4 separate regions of the Homo sapiens genome follow, and regions 2, 3 and 4 are each linked to region 1. A link is a contact called in ENCODE Hi-C or POLR2A ChIA-PET data. All regions are on one chromosome and are shown on one strand. Each heading gives the region's core, a stretch centred on a gene start or an enhancer-like site at or near the end of the contact. The rest is flanking DNA. Distances are from core to core; before and after follow the strand shown.

Region 1 (3,448 bases), core at 668-3,167:
CTCTGAAGCTCAACCAGTTCCGGGTCCAGAGCAGGCATCAGTGAGTGTTTGTCAAGTTAATGAAAGGAAAATTGGGGTAGGGGAGGAAACTACCAAACAAGTGTGAAAGTAGGAGAGCCGGGTGCGGTGGCTCATGCCTGTAATCCCAGCACTTTGGGAGGTCAAGGCGGGCAGATCACTTGAGGTCAGGAGTTCGAGAACAGCCTGGCCAACATGGTGAAACCCCATCTCTACTAAAAATACAAAAATCAGCTGAGCGTCATGGCAGCAGCCTGTAATCCCAGCTACTCCGGAGGCTGAGGCAGTATAGAATTGCTTGAACCCAGGAGGCGGAGGTTGCAGTGTGATTGTGCCACTGCACTCCAACCTGGGTGACAGAGTGAGACTCTCTCAAAAAAAAAAAAAAAAAAAAGGAGAGAGGGCCCCAGAAATAGTGTGTGTGTGTGTGTGTGTGTATACATAAAATACTTACAAGTGTATATAAAAATATATATACAGATTTATGTGTGTATATATTATATATATACATTTATGTGTGTGTATATTATATATACGCATACACACACACCATTTCTGGGGCCCTGTCTCCTTCTTTTTTATATATAATATACATTATATATATATATAAACTTAGGAGACAGGCTAGACTTGTTTTTAAATTGGAGAAGTATATACCAGGGTATAGGTCTGTGTACCTTCCTTAGATATGGTCAAAATTTCAATTTTATCCAATTTTATCCAGGGCAGTCAGTTCACAAATAGCATATTAAACTTTCGAAGACAAGTCTGCTCAGCAAGCAAACAAATCACTGGAGAAATCTGATTTCCCTCCAGATACCTGACAAGGTTAGCAGAGAAGCCCAGATAGAGTTCTTGTACATCTGGGTTAGCATCAAGCAGCTGGCTCTGTAAAGGACAGTGAAGGGAGTCACACAAGCAGGTCAGGACAGCTCTTTTCCATCCTTCTCTTTCTTTCATCCCATCTTACCCAGTCTCAGGTCAAGTGCAGAGCAAGCTGGGGCGCTTCGGCCCAGGAGTGACCCCTAACGTGGCTTTGCATACACTGTTCTCAGCAACTTTGGGTCAAGTGTAGGACACAAAGAAGCTGGAGCCAAAGCAAACCCAGACCAGTTTCTCAGGCTCCTTGTCCCCACCTTAGAATAAGGGACCCAGCAAGTAGAGGCCAGAGAGCTAAAAACGGGTAAGCCAGGGCTCAGTCATCAAGACCAGGAGGAACCCAGGGGGTAAGGAGAAGGCCTTCCAGAGCCCTCGGAAGTGTGGGGCTTGAGAGAAGGGAGGCGAGAGGCCCTAGGAGGAAATCTGGAGATTGGGACGATGGGGAGTCAAGGAGTGGTGAGGGGCACTCGGCTTGGCTTACCGGGATGGCAAAGACTGTAGGTCTCCGACAGGACGAGTATAGGGATGACAGTCCTCGAATGTGGGAAAAACTGCGCTGTAGTGAATGATGAAGGAGGAGGAGGAAAACCCAGGGCCTGAGCGTGAGCGGCCCTTCACCCTCAGCGCGCTGGGGGCCCGATTCTTGGGGTGCCCGCGCCCGGATGGGGAGCACAAGTCTGGGGGTCCCGGGGCGCAGCACGCAAGGAGGCGGGCCAGGGGGTGTGACCGTCGGCGCTTCCGCAGTTCCCCGCGAGCCGCGCAGCGGGCGAGGGGCTTTCTGCCTCCAAAGCCCCCGACTCACCTTCCTCTCTACCCACCGGCTGGGCACCGGACACGGCTTCCCACAGGCGGCGCGCCCTCTCGCGGTCAAAGCGCACCCCGTCCGGCTCCTGGCCCTCCAGCAACTCCGAGCTGCTGTAAGGCCCGGCCGCTCCGCCGTCCGCGGCCTGCACCGTGGCCGGCGCGGGATACTCCATCTTCCCCGCAAACCCTCACCGGTAGAGAGCCTCTCAGGCGCCTAGGTATCGCGAGATTTGGTGGGTGGTACTTGGCCCAGCCAACAAATCTCGCGAGGTTTGGGCGCTGCACCCGCGCTGCCGTGCGGGACCCCGCGCTTATTTTGCTTTGCTACCTCTGGTACCTCAGAGCGTGTGCCGTGGATTCGGAAACCTGTCGCTGATTCCGCAGCAGTGACCCCCCCCTCCCGGAGAGGCTCGTGTGGTTTTGGCTCATGGCTCTCACCTTGCTCACGGTCAGCCCTTGATACTTTTCATTTCGTTCTCAAGGTCCCGTTATGTGGGAGTGTTTTCGCCATTTCATTCACAGGGAAACTGAGGCCCAGAACCTAAAAATGGTTAACTCAAGAGCTCGCTACTAGTAAGTAGTAGTACAGCTAAGGTTCCATATTACTGCTAATAATACATACTATTTGTTGAGTTCCAAGTGCCAGCTCCCAGCTCTGATCTTCCCCGAGACTCCGGACCTGTATACATCCAGTTGCCTCTTCCACAGTTCACTCGAATGGCTAATAGGCTTCTCCAATGTAGCTGTCAGACCCCAAATTTTATCTTCCAACCCCAGAGCTGCTCCTTCCCGTGTCTTTGGGAGCCACCATCTCTTGCCTAGGTTATTGTAGTAGCAACCTCACTGGCATTCCCAGCACAGCAGTTCCAGGAATCCTCTTATGACAAGTCAGATCATGACGCTTAGGTTCTCAAATCCTCCAACAGCTTCCCATCTCACTCTTAGTAAAAGCCAAAGTCCGGCCAGGCGCGGTGGCTCACGCCTGTAATCCCAGCACTTTGGGAGGCTAAGGGGGGGCGGATCACCTGAGGTCCGGAGTTCGAGACCAGCCTGACCAACATGGAGAAACCCCGTCTCTACTAAAAATACAAAATTAGACGGGTGTGGTGGCACATGCCTGTAATCCCATCTACTCGGAGGCTGAGCCAGGAGAATGGCTTGAACCCGGGAGGCAGAGGTTGCTGTGAGCCGAGCTGGCGCCATTGCACCCCAGCCTGGGCAACAAGAGCGAAACTCCGACTAAAAAAAAAAAAAGCCAAAGTCCTTACTTCGACCAACAAGGCCCTGTACAATCTGACTTCCCTTAACCTCCCTGATCCTGATGTGTTACTCAGTCCCCAACTCCTTAATTCCTGTCCCAGTTATCCAGGCCTCCTGGGGTGAATTTCTCTCATATATCTTCATGGCTCAGTCTCCCACTTCCTTCTCTGGCTACTCTATCTAAAATACCTTGTCTGGCTATCCCATCTAAAATGTTACTTTTCCACACACACTTCATGTCCTTCTTTCCTGCTTTATTTCTTTTATATTTTACCTTTTATCTTGCTTATTGTCTGTCTCCCGACTAGAAGGCAAGCCCCAGGAAGGCAGGGATTTTTGTCTCTTTTCTTTTCTTTCTTTTTTTAAATTGTTTTTGAGGCAGAGTTTTGCTCTGTCGCCAGGTTGGAGTGCAGTGACGCGATCTCGGCTCACTGCAGCTTCCGTCTCCCGGGTTCAAGCAATTCTCCAGCCTCAGCCTCCTGAGTAG
Region 2 (3,448 bases), core at 289-2,788, 630 kb after region 1:
ATCTCAGCTCACCACAACCTCCGCCTCCCGGGTTCAAGTGATTCTCCTGCCTCAGCCTCGCGAGTAGCTGGGATTACAGGCACGCAACACCACGCCCAGCTAATTTTGTATTTTTAGTAGAGATGGGGTTTCTCCATGTTGGTCAGGCTGGTCTTGAACTCTTGACCTCAGGTGATCCGCTCGCTTCGGCCTCCCAGAGTGCTGGGATTACAGGTGTGAGCCACTGCGCCTGGCCAAATCTCTGCTTTCAAAGTGCCCTGGGTGGCTGTTACTAGGAAAGTTCGGGAATCACTAGACTACACGATTTCTAAGCACCACTCCAAAGTCCGTTTCCTCCAAAATCAAAGACCAAAAACCATGGGGATGATACTGAATTAAATACAAGTGGATTTTTAGAGTTTATTAAGCAGGGGAGTGGAGGGGAGATGTGGCACAAATAGAAGTATGTAACATTCAAACAACAGCATCTAGGATTTTTGAAAAAACTTTCGGTTACAGTTACACAAAGGGTCACTTCCTCCCCAGCGACACATGGGCCTCTCAAAGGAGAGGAGGGAGTAAGTCCCACGGTAGGGCCAGTGGTTGCTCCCTGGGTTTTGGAATCATTTCTGCGGAGCTTTCAAGGCCAGACCCTGGGCTTAGGGTCGAGACTTCATAGCAGTGACAGCCAGACCCAGCAAGATGGCTGCGACCGTGAAACCCTGGGCGGCGATCCGGGTGCGCATCATGAGCTGAGAGCGCTGGCTGTTGCCCCGGTGGAAGGAGTAGAGGCCGTAGGTGAGGGCGGCCGCCGTGGCCAGGCAACCTGAGGAGGGGACAAAGCAACTGGGAAACAGCAGGTCGGGCCCCGCAGGTCATTCCCCGCTTTGGGTCTCGCTTCCCCAAAGCCAAGATCTCTGGATCACAGCGGAGGGAGGGCGGCGAGGGTAGGTCGAGTCGAGGTCTTCCTAGTTACAGAGTCCTCCCAATCTTAGGCCCCAAATCCCGCCCCCTAAACCCGCTGCTCCCGCTCCAATCAGTTTCGCCCCTCACCGCCCCGCCCCCTCGTCTCTTCTCTAGTCCGCTCTCCTTCCGCTCCCCGCTAGCGCTCTGGTCCTTCTCTACTTCCTTCCCTCCGACATCACTGTCCTCTCCTTGTGCAGTTCCTACCGCACCCACTTACCTATGGGTACCACCGGGTTCTCGCGGGTCTTGCGAACGAACTTTTCCTTGAAACTCTCTGGATTCCTGTAAACAGTGGGGCTCAGCCCCTCAATGACTGGAGGCTTCGATGGTTCAAAGGGGACCTCCGGAATCACAGGGCCGGGAGTCGCCATGTCCGGGCCACAGCAGCAGGAGAAAATCGGGACTCCGACCTCAGCCTCCCGGTGAAGGTCATGAAAGGGGCGGGGAAACGAATAAATTGAGCCTTGTACGCAGGCGCAAATGCTCGTTGCATCCTGGGAGTCGTAGTGCTCAGCACGGTAGTGCTACAAAAGGACTACATTTCCCCAAATGCCCGCAAAGCCTTGTGCACGCCTTCCGGAAGGAGTTTGTTACACGAGGTCTGAGAGACAGAGGCAGCGTGTTTGAGCTGCTGGTGCGGTGGTCAGCGCGATGCCCAAGGCCAAGGGCAAAACCCGGAGGCAGAAGTTTGGTTACAGTGTCAACCGAAAGCGTCTGAACCGGAATGCTCGACGGAAGGCAGCGCCGCGGATCGAATGGTGAGGGGGCTGGGGTTCCGGGTGGCCGTGGGCCTCGGCCGGGACGGTCCGCGAGATGACGGATCCGCGATGTCTCTCTTTGCCGGTAGCTCCCACATCCGACATGCCTGGGACCACGCTAAATCGGTACGGCAGAACCTGGCCGAGATGGGGTTGGCTGTGGACCCCAACAGGGCGGTGCCCCTCCGTAAGAGAAAGGTACTGACATGGCAGGGTCTCGGTCCTTGTCTTCTTTACTCTTCCCCCGCCATACTGACCTAGGTGTCAGAACGTGGTACTGCCCATTCCTTCCCTCAGGCCCTTCCGAGTTTTCGACCTCCCCACAGTCAGAACGCTCAACTGACGTTGAGCAAGGGTCTCTTTACGACCTTCGTCACACTCCCTCCCCAGCACACATTCCCCATACCCCCTCTACTCAGTCTTTTTTCTCTGAAATTAACCCATTAGCATCTCAACGGTATTTTCCTTAATTTATCTTTTTCTACCCTTAACTTTCCTAATTAGTACTCCCTAAGAGTTGGAGATCTTTACTTACACCTTTTCTTTGTTATTCAATCATCCTTGGTCTGAGGCTTCCCTAGGCTTCCCTGACTGCAGTCTCCTTCCCGGGTTCAAGCTATATCCCACCTCAGCGTCCCAAATAGCTGGGATTATAAGCGTGTGCCACCATACCCGGCTGATTTTTGTGGTTTTAGTAGAGGCAGGGTTTCGCTATGTTGGCCAGGCTGGGCCTCAAGTGATCCGCCTGGCCCCCTGGAGGCTTCAACAACTATTAAAAGAATCCAGGTTCCCAAAAGAAAAGCAAGCAATTCATCTTTCTCTGCCTGCCTATCTATAAAATGGGTATAACACTCCTTGCCTTAGGGACTATCTAACTGTGTGGCTGTAGCCTCACATTTATTCAAGAAATGGTAGTGCCATTTTCCTCTGGCATGAAAGAATAAAAAGAAACTTGCCTAAGGCAATGGAACAAATTCATTCGCGAAGCCCATTCATTAGGTTAACTACTTATTGAGAACATGTCACATCCTAAGCACCCTGGGGATTTAATAGAGAACAAAACACAAAGTCCTTGTCACCAAGATTGTGTTGGGGGTAAAAGGCACAGACGGATTACTTGAGGCCAGGAGTTTGAGACCGGCCTGGCCAACATGGCAAAACCCCATCTCTACTAAAAACACAAAATTTAGCTGGGCATGGTGGCGCATGATTGTAATCCCAGCTACTTGAGAGGCTGAGGCAGGAGATCACTTGAACCCGGGGGGAGGTTGCAGTCAACCAAGATTGTGCCACTGCATTTGAACCTGGGCAACAGAATGAGACTCTGTCTCAAAAAGAAAAAGAAAAAAAAAAAGAGAGAGAGAGAGAAAAAGCCTCCAGGGCATTAGTTCTCATTGTTACCTACTTCTACCTAACCGTGGGCAGGGATTCTTATGGGTTAGTAGTTGTGTTGGGATAAGCAGGAGTCTATAACTTTCCCTCATCAAAGATCCTTCTGGTCTCAAGGGCTCTGTTCTCTGCAGGTGAAGGCCATGGAGGTGGACATAGAGGAGAGGCCTAAAGAGCTTGTACGGAAGCCCTATGTGCTGAATGGTGGGTGTGGTCCATATATTCCTTTAGGTCACTGTCCTGCACTGTGGGAAGCTGGGAAGGGCCCTAAGATGTCCTCATTTTGCAGATGGAGAAACCAAGTTTCAGAGGGGAGAAGTGAGCTGGTTCAAAGTTCACAGAGTTAGGACTGTGTC
Region 3 (3,448 bases), core at 1-2,500, 570 kb before region 1:
GAGAGTCTGACATTAGGGTGGCAAGTGACTGACTGCTCTTGGGAAGGGCTTTCCTTTATAGCTTATGCCCTTTCAACTTTTTTGGTGTGAGTTGTTTTTTGGGGGGTTCTTTTTTGTTTTTGTTTTTGAGACAGAGTCTCACTCTGTCGTCCTGGCTGGAGTGCAGTGATGCTATCTCAGCTCACTGCAGCCTCAGCTTCCCAGGTTCAAGCAATTATCGTGCCTTAGCCTCCCAAGTATCTGGTATTAGAGGTGTGCGCCACCACACCCGGCTCATTTTTTTTTTTTTTTTTTTTTGTATTTTTACTAGAGACGGGGTTTGCCAGACGGAGGTTGCCCAGGCCGGTCCTGAACTCCCGGCCTCAAGTGATCCACCCGCCTCGGCATCCCAAAGTGCTGGGATTACAGGCAAGAGCCACCACACCCCGCCATGAGTTTTTTAACGAAAAGTGACAGAAGGTGAGAGCTGAAGGGTTTTGCCGTTCGTTTTAATATCCTTACTTGGGAAGATTAAAAGCTGCTCATTTTGTGGGGAAAGTATCATGTTCTGTGAAATCTTAAAGTCTAGATGACTTTAAGAGTTGACAAAACTCTTTGATTTTTATCACCACAATTAATCCGCCCATTTCACAGACCGGGCGGGGTCTGCAAGTCAGCAGGATATTCCCACAACATCAACTGTCTCTCCCACTTTAGCAGATGCAGGAACTAGAAGAGGAAGTACCGGAGCCCGCCTAGCTGAGAGGCTGGCGGAGAGGAGGGGGGCGGTTGGCTCACCTTGTCCTCTGGGTCCTTCACCTCCACAAACATGCCAAGCCCCGGGGTGGCCGGCTGGTACTCCTCCCGCTGCTTGTCATACAGCTGCGTCCGGTAGTTTCCTTGAGGGAAGCAGGGCGAGCCCAGGTCAGAGGAGCGCGAGGTGGCATGGGTTCCGCGACCGCCTGGGCACGGCGAGGCCGTCTCCTCCCGGCTCTAGAGAGCTGACTGTCTCGCATCCCCCGCCCCAAGACCACGGTCACGTTCCAAACTCGCCCCTTCCTCCCCGCCCCCGCACCTATGACCATGGTCTCGTCCGGGATCTCCTCAATAAAGCACTTCTTCTCCGTCTCTCCGATGTGAAAGTAGAGCGCGCTTCCGCGCGTCGCCAGCCACAGCACCAGCAGGAGGGTCCGCATCACTCTACCCAGCCCGGTTCCGGGCCGGGGCCGGACGAGCAGCACGCCCAGCTCCACAGCCATCTTGCTCCACCTGCCTGCGCAGCCGCAGCCGGCCGCGCCACGTCGCCCTGCCGCCGCCGCGGTGCCTGCCGGGACCGCGAGTTCCGCCGGGTGGACCACAAATCCCGAGATGTCCCGCGGCCCTGGCGCGGCAGTACCTGATTGGGGCGCGGCTTTTACCTGAGAGAGAGCGGGTGCCCTAGAATAAAAACTTATTTCCGTTGACTCTCTTCATGGCCTGGCAACTGACGATGGTTACCAGCTTTTCATAGATGAAACTGAGGTCGTTTGTTTGAGGTTGCGGAGCGAATTGCGAACAGAGACAGGATTCGAACCTAGGATCCCTGACTTTCCTTGGCACAGCATCTACCAGTCTTGATTTGCTTCTACCTTTAAAAATGAATTTAAAGAGAACGACCAAATAATGCACAAATGTATTATCAAAAAAGATTAAAAGAAATAAAAGGCAAGGTCTCCCATTACCACTTCTTTGTCCTCATACCCTGTCCACTCCTAAATCGGGTGTTACCCTCTCAAGCATTTCTCCGATCACACACACACACAAACACACACACAGCCTCTGCTGCCAGATCCCAACTGCAATGGCTCGTTACTAGCAATTCTACAGAAATAGAAAGGATCATAAGAGAGTACTATGAGCAAATATAAGCCAACAAATTGGATAACGTAGATGAAATGGACAAATTCATAGAAATGCAAAACTGACTCAGAATAGATAATATAATCTGAATAAACCTATAACTAGTGAGGAGATTGAATCAGTAATTTAAAAAAAATCATCCTTACTTAATATAGTTAAGATGTCAATACTATCCAAAGCAATCTACAGATTTAATGCAATTCCTGTCAAAATCCCAATGACATTTTTTGTAGAAACAGAGAAACTCATTCTACAATTCATATACTCTCAAGGGATTTCGATTAGCCAAAACAATCCTGAAAAATAAGAATAAAGCTGAAGAACTCACACTTCCTGATTTCAAAACTTACTTCCAAGCTTCAGTCATCAAGACAGTGTGGTACTGGCATATAGACAGACATATAGACCAATGGAATACAATAGAGAGCCCCAAGATATGCCCTCCCATATATGGTCAAATAATTTTTAACAAGGAGACCAAGCCCATTCAATGCGGGGAGGAGGGACAGTCTTTCTAACAAATGGTGCTGGGAAAACTGGATATCCACATGCAAAAAAGTGAAGGTGGTTCCTTCTCTAACACCATAGATAAAAATTCACCCAAAAAGACCCACAACTTTTAAAATCCCAAAGCATAAAACTCATAGAAAACATATGGCAAAGGGTTTACCACATCGGATTTGGCAACAGACTTCCTGGATATGACACTAAAGGCACAGGCAACAAAAGAAAAAATAGACAAATTGGACTTTATGAAAATTAAAACATTTTGTGCATCAAAAGACTCTGTAGCAGAGTAAAGAGGCAACCCACAGAATGGAAGAAAATATTTGCAAATCATATATCTGACAAAGGATTAATATCCAGAATATGCAGAGACTCCTAAAACTCAGCAACAAAATAAGAACAATCTCATTCAAAAACCACAACAAAGGGCTTGAATAGACATTTCTCCAGTGATCAACAAGTGGCCAGTGAGCACATGAAAAGATACTCAACATCACTAATCATTAGAGAAACACAAATCACAATGAGATAAAGAACAATGAGATACTACGTCATATACCCATTAAGATGGCCACTAGAAAAAAAAAAAGGAAAAGAAAGAAACTACAAGCATTGGCAAGGATGTGGGGAAATTGAACCCTTGTGCACTGTTGGTGGGAATGTAAAATGGTACAGACACTGTGGAAAACCGTATAATGATTCCTCAAAAAAGTGAAAATAGGCTGGGCATGGTGGCTTACGCCTATAATTCCAGCGCTTTGGGAGGCAGAAGCAGGAGGATTGCTTGAGCCCAGGAGTTCGAGACCAGTCGGGGCAACATGACGAAACCCCATCTCTACAAAAAATACAAAAATTAACTGGATCTGGTGGCATGCGCCTGTAGTCCCAGCTACTCAGGAGGCTGAGGCAAGAGGATTGCTTGAGCCTGGGAGGTCAAGGCTACAGTGAGCTGTGATCATGCCACTGCACTCCAGCCTGGGTGACAAAGCAAGACACTGTCTCAAAATAAATAAATAAAAATAGAATTACCATATGATTCAGCAAGTCCATATCTAGAGATATC
Region 4 (3,448 bases), core at 949-3,448, 530 kb before region 1:
TGGTGGTGCGCGCCTGTAACCCCAGCTACTCCGGAGGCCAGCAGGAGAATCACTCAAACCCGGGAGGCAGAGGTTGCAGTGAGCAGAGATCCCGCTACTGCACTCCAGCCTGGGTGGCAGAGATTCCATCTCAAAATAATAATAATAATAATAATAATAATAATAATAATAATAATAATAATAATGTATCGAAATACATCTATGTTACCTACCAAGTCTAAAGAAGCCCCAGCCCAAGTATTGCACCTCTTCCCTAGTAGGGAGTGTGATCTACAGCAGCTTTCCCTTCACTTTGTACGAAATATCTCAACATATCCCAGACTCCTAGATGGCTTACTGCGAGGCCCCTATATATTTGTGAGATTTATTATCCATCCTCTGGCACACACATCATGCCTTACCAAATCATCCAGGATATCTGCTATTCCCTTTTCTTAAGGTCCATCAAGATGATGTCATCAGTGCCTCAGCAGATTAGCCTGATATCCATTAGAATGGAGATTTAGTAAAAAAAATCCCTGTAAACTGGCAGGGTGCAGTGGCTCCGCCTGTAATCCTAGCACTTTGGGAGGCCGAGGCAGGTGCATCACCTGAGGTCAAGAATTCGAGACCAGCCTGGGCAATACGGGGAAACCCCGTCTCTACTAAAAATACAAAAAAATTAGGGGGCGTGGTAGCATGTGCCTCTAATCCCAGCTAATCTGGAGGCTGAGGCACGAGAATCCCTTGAACCCAGGAGGCGGAGGTTGCAGTGAGCTGAAATTGCGCCACTGCACTCCAGCCTGGGAGATAGAGTGAGACTCTGTCATTAAAAAAAAAAAAAAAAAAAATCCCTGTAAACTAAGTGGCTGGGTCCAGAGTGTGACATACCCTGAAGCAAGACAGTGAGGGTTTACCGCTGCCCCTGCCAGATCAATGCAAGGGATTCCTGGTGTTTGGTACAGAAGAATAACCATTGACCAGACCTCTTGTTGCCTATTAGAGACCAACAACTGTGCTGATCTGTCCCAAGAAGGACCGCATCTGGAAGAATGCCTGCAGTTGGGGTTCTTACCAGAATAAGTAAGTTTATCATAATGCTCTGTTGTTCTTCAAGGCCGTCTCTCTTCTGTTCTGGGCAAACTGAAGAGGTAATGGTGATGTGATGGGACTCACCCTGCGTCTTTCAAATCTTTGATAGTGGCATTAATCCCTGGGTGAGATAAGGTACTATTTTTGATTTATTTTCTTGGTAGTTAAGGAGAGCTCCAGGGCCTTCCATGTAGCTCTTCCTTTCAAAATAGCCCTTGCCCCATGGGTTAGGAAGCCAGTGTCAGGATTCCGCCCCTGTTGATACCAATAGCAACTCTGCATATAACCACAATTTCAGAGTACATAGCCCAGGCATGAGACAGACTTCACTCAAAACTTTTTTTTTTTAATCTGTGCCATGTACATGTATTATACAGTATATTCACAAAAAGAGGGGGGAAATTCCATTTTTAACAATTAAATACATAATTATTAAGTTTTAAAAATTCTCCTTTGTGTACCACTCCAAAATCCTCTCCTGCACATACTATTTTTTTGGAAACACCTAGTCGTCTCATCGTTATCACACCGGTTGTAACTATGTACCTACGTGTCTACCTTCCCCATCAGACTCGGGAACAAGGAGTCGGGTTTGAGTCCCACTGTCCCAAGCACAGAACGCTGGACTCCCAGTAGACCATATGTTGCAAATAAAGACCTTCGTCCCTTTCAACTCAGGCCGTCCACGAGCCCAGGAGTTCCAACAAAATGATGTACAGCAACCTTTTCCAGGCCTTTATGTTGCCTCAATATTTCTCACCTGCAAAATGGGAATGATCCGTACCTGCCTCGCTGTGCTGTCGGAAGGAGTCAGACGATGGGTGTGAAAGTATTGTAACACTATAGAAATTAATTCACTCATCCATTTAACAGGCAATTATTAAGTGCTAGGGTGGTGCAGCGCGATTACCACCGCATTACACGCGTTCCTCCAGCAGGTTGCATCCTTCCCGTCCCGCGTAGGGGGGGAAGGGCGTCTCCCCACCAAGTTTTTCTCCCAGCGAACTCCGGGTGGTGACCTTATTCAAAATGGCGCAGGCGGCCTCGGGGGCTAGTGCGGCGGCGCGGACTCCGCGTGCCCTCTGACCTGTTGGCAGCAGGCGGAGGGGGGGAACCGGGCGCCGCCATATTGGCTGTTGTCCTGTGAGGGGAGCGGTAGCGGCGGCGGCGGCGGCGGCGGCGGCGGCGGCGGCGGCGGCGTGTGGAGCGAGGGAGCGGCGCGAGCGGCGGCATGACGCGGAGGCGGAGCAGGCCGAGCGGCGGTGCGGGCAGGCGCGAGCGGGCTCGGGCCGCGGGGCCGCAGAAGCCCCAGGCGCCCGAGCCCCCGCCGCCGCCAAGCCTGGAGGCGGGAGCGGGTGCAGGCCCTCCGGAGGCGCCGGCGGAGCCCGACCACGACGGCCCCAGGGAGGATGACGAACCCAACCTGGTGCCCGGCCCGCAGGTAGGAGCGAGCGGGGAGACTTCGGCGGCTCGGGCGCTTTCACCTTCCCCGAGCGGGAGCGGGAGTGGGGCGGGGTTGGGGATGGGCCATCCTGCCGCGGCTGGGGTAGCAGCCTTCCCCCGGGTCCGGCGCCGAAGCTTTCTCCCCCGGGGCGGGAATGGAGGCTGGACCCCTCTCCCCAAAGCCGAGGCTCGGTCCGCGCTCCTGCGACTAGGCTGAAGCTGCTCCCCTCTCCCCGCCGCCTCCGGGCGTTCCGGCCGTACACCCACACTGGGACTGGGACTGGGACTGGGCTGTGATCCCGAGGCCGCAGCTCCGCTCTCGGCCCGCCACCTCCCCCGGGCCCACCTGCTCCCTCAGCCACAGGCCATCTCGGGGCTCTGGGACTGGACGACTGCAGCCTCTTCCCTCTGCCCCCGGGAACGGCTCCACTCCGTCCCCTGCAGCGCCTGCAGCCGCGGCCCCCTCAGCAGCTGTGTCTCCTGGCGCCTCCTCGCCATACCCAGCAGAGCAGTTGGAGCAGACAGCCAGGCTGCCCGGAGGAGTTTTTGGTGGGGTTTCTGCACTGAGGTGGAAACCCAGCAGAACCTGCCCTTCTTCCCTCCCCTGCTCCGCAAGGCAGCCCACCCCGACCTTGAGATCCCAGGTTTGGAGAATCCTGCTGAGAGCGAACAGTAGGAGGATTCCCCAAAGCTTCCAGCTTGCCACCTGGAAGAAGGTCACTTTCTTTTGAGCAAAGGAGATAACGGGAGGTACCCTGCCAAAGTTCACTGAGAGGCGGGGGTGACATGGGCCACGGTTGCTCTGGGAGGGTTGTGGCACTCGGGGCTGGGTGGCTCTCCCTAAGCTTGCTCTGACAAAAGAGTTTTGAGTTGGTCTTTTGGCTGAGCCTGCCCAGGAAGGCAGGCTCCTGCAGGAGTCTTGGAGGGTCGGATG

Evidence for each region. A loop is a pair of places that touch in the nucleus more often than their neighbours do. ChIA-PET counts read pairs that join two places held with the same protein, here RNA polymerase II (POLR2A). Pooled maps may share reads with other maps.
Region 2: a loop to region 1 is called in a map of gastrocnemius medialis, with 2.7 times the contacts of the local background. The contact joins the promoter of NOP16 here to the promoter of ZNF346 in region 1. A Hi-C loop is called at or near these places in 1 of 168 maps with a recorded cell type or tissue (gastrocnemius medialis), 2 of 37 single-sample maps with no recorded cell type and 9 of 50 pooled maps. POLR2A ChIA-PET finds 5 or more read pairs at or near these places in 2 of 52 experiments (WTC11 and activated CD4-positive, alpha-beta T cell).
Region 3: a pooled map shows a loop between it and region 1 (4-fold over the local background). The contact joins the promoter of TMED9 here to the promoter of ZNF346 in region 1. A Hi-C loop is called at or near these places in 1 of 37 single-sample maps with no recorded cell type and 6 of 50 pooled maps.
Region 4: a loop to region 1 is called in a map of naive thymus-derived CD4-positive, alpha-beta T cell, with 3 times the contacts of the local background. The contact joins the promoter of FAM193B here to the promoter of ZNF346 in region 1. A Hi-C loop is called at or near these places in 1 of 168 maps with a recorded cell type or tissue (naive thymus-derived CD4-positive, alpha-beta T cell) and 5 of 50 pooled maps. POLR2A ChIA-PET finds 5 or more read pairs at or near these places in 1 of 52 experiments (endothelial cell of umbilical vein).

Annotation. Positions count from the first base shown.
Region 1 is chr5:177,021,165-177,024,612 of GRCh38, reverse strand. ZNF346 (zinc finger protein 346) reads right to left here and starts at 1,917. Exons shown (of 7, transcript NM_012279.4): 1 at 1,700-1,917. The coding sequence starts at 1,874. It also overlaps a transcript of UIMC1 not described here. RefSeq lists enhancers at 1,139-1,675, 2,103-2,152, 1,676-2,213 and a silencer at 1,553-1,702.
Region 2 is chr5:176,386,688-176,390,135 of GRCh38, reverse strand. It overlaps NOP16 (NOP16 nucleolar protein), which reads left to right and starts at 1,538. Exons shown (of 5, transcript NM_016391.8): 1 at 1,538-1,703; 2 at 1,793-1,901; 3 at 3,227-3,296. The coding sequence starts at 1,597. It overlaps HIGD2A (HIG1 hypoxia inducible domain family member 2A), which reads right to left and starts at 1,385. Exons shown (of 2, transcript NM_138820.4): 1 at 1,163-1,385; 2 at 375-805. The coding sequence starts at 1,316. The coding sequence ends at 639. It also overlaps a transcript of ARL10 not described here. RefSeq lists enhancers at 183-866, 688-907, 1,108-1,427, 700-1,899, 1,551-2,234.
Region 3 is chr5:177,590,005-177,593,452 of GRCh38, reverse strand. It overlaps TMED9 (transmembrane p24 trafficking protein 9), which reads right to left and starts at 1,250. Exons shown (of 5, transcript NM_017510.6): 1 at 1,055-1,250; 2 at 778-878. The coding sequence starts at 1,238. RefSeq lists an enhancer at 1-45.
Region 4 is chr5:177,553,313-177,556,760 of GRCh38, reverse strand. FAM193B (family with sequence similarity 193 member B) reads left to right here and starts at 2,198. Exons shown (of 9, transcript NM_001190946.3): 1 at 2,198-2,512. The coding sequence starts at 2,303. FAM193B-DT (FAM193B divergent transcript) reads right to left here and starts at 2,133. Exons shown (of 3, transcript XR_941274.3): 1 at 1,832-2,133. RefSeq lists enhancers at 1,940-2,089, 2,110-2,269, 1,996-2,499 and silencers at 2,380-2,589, 2,920-3,029.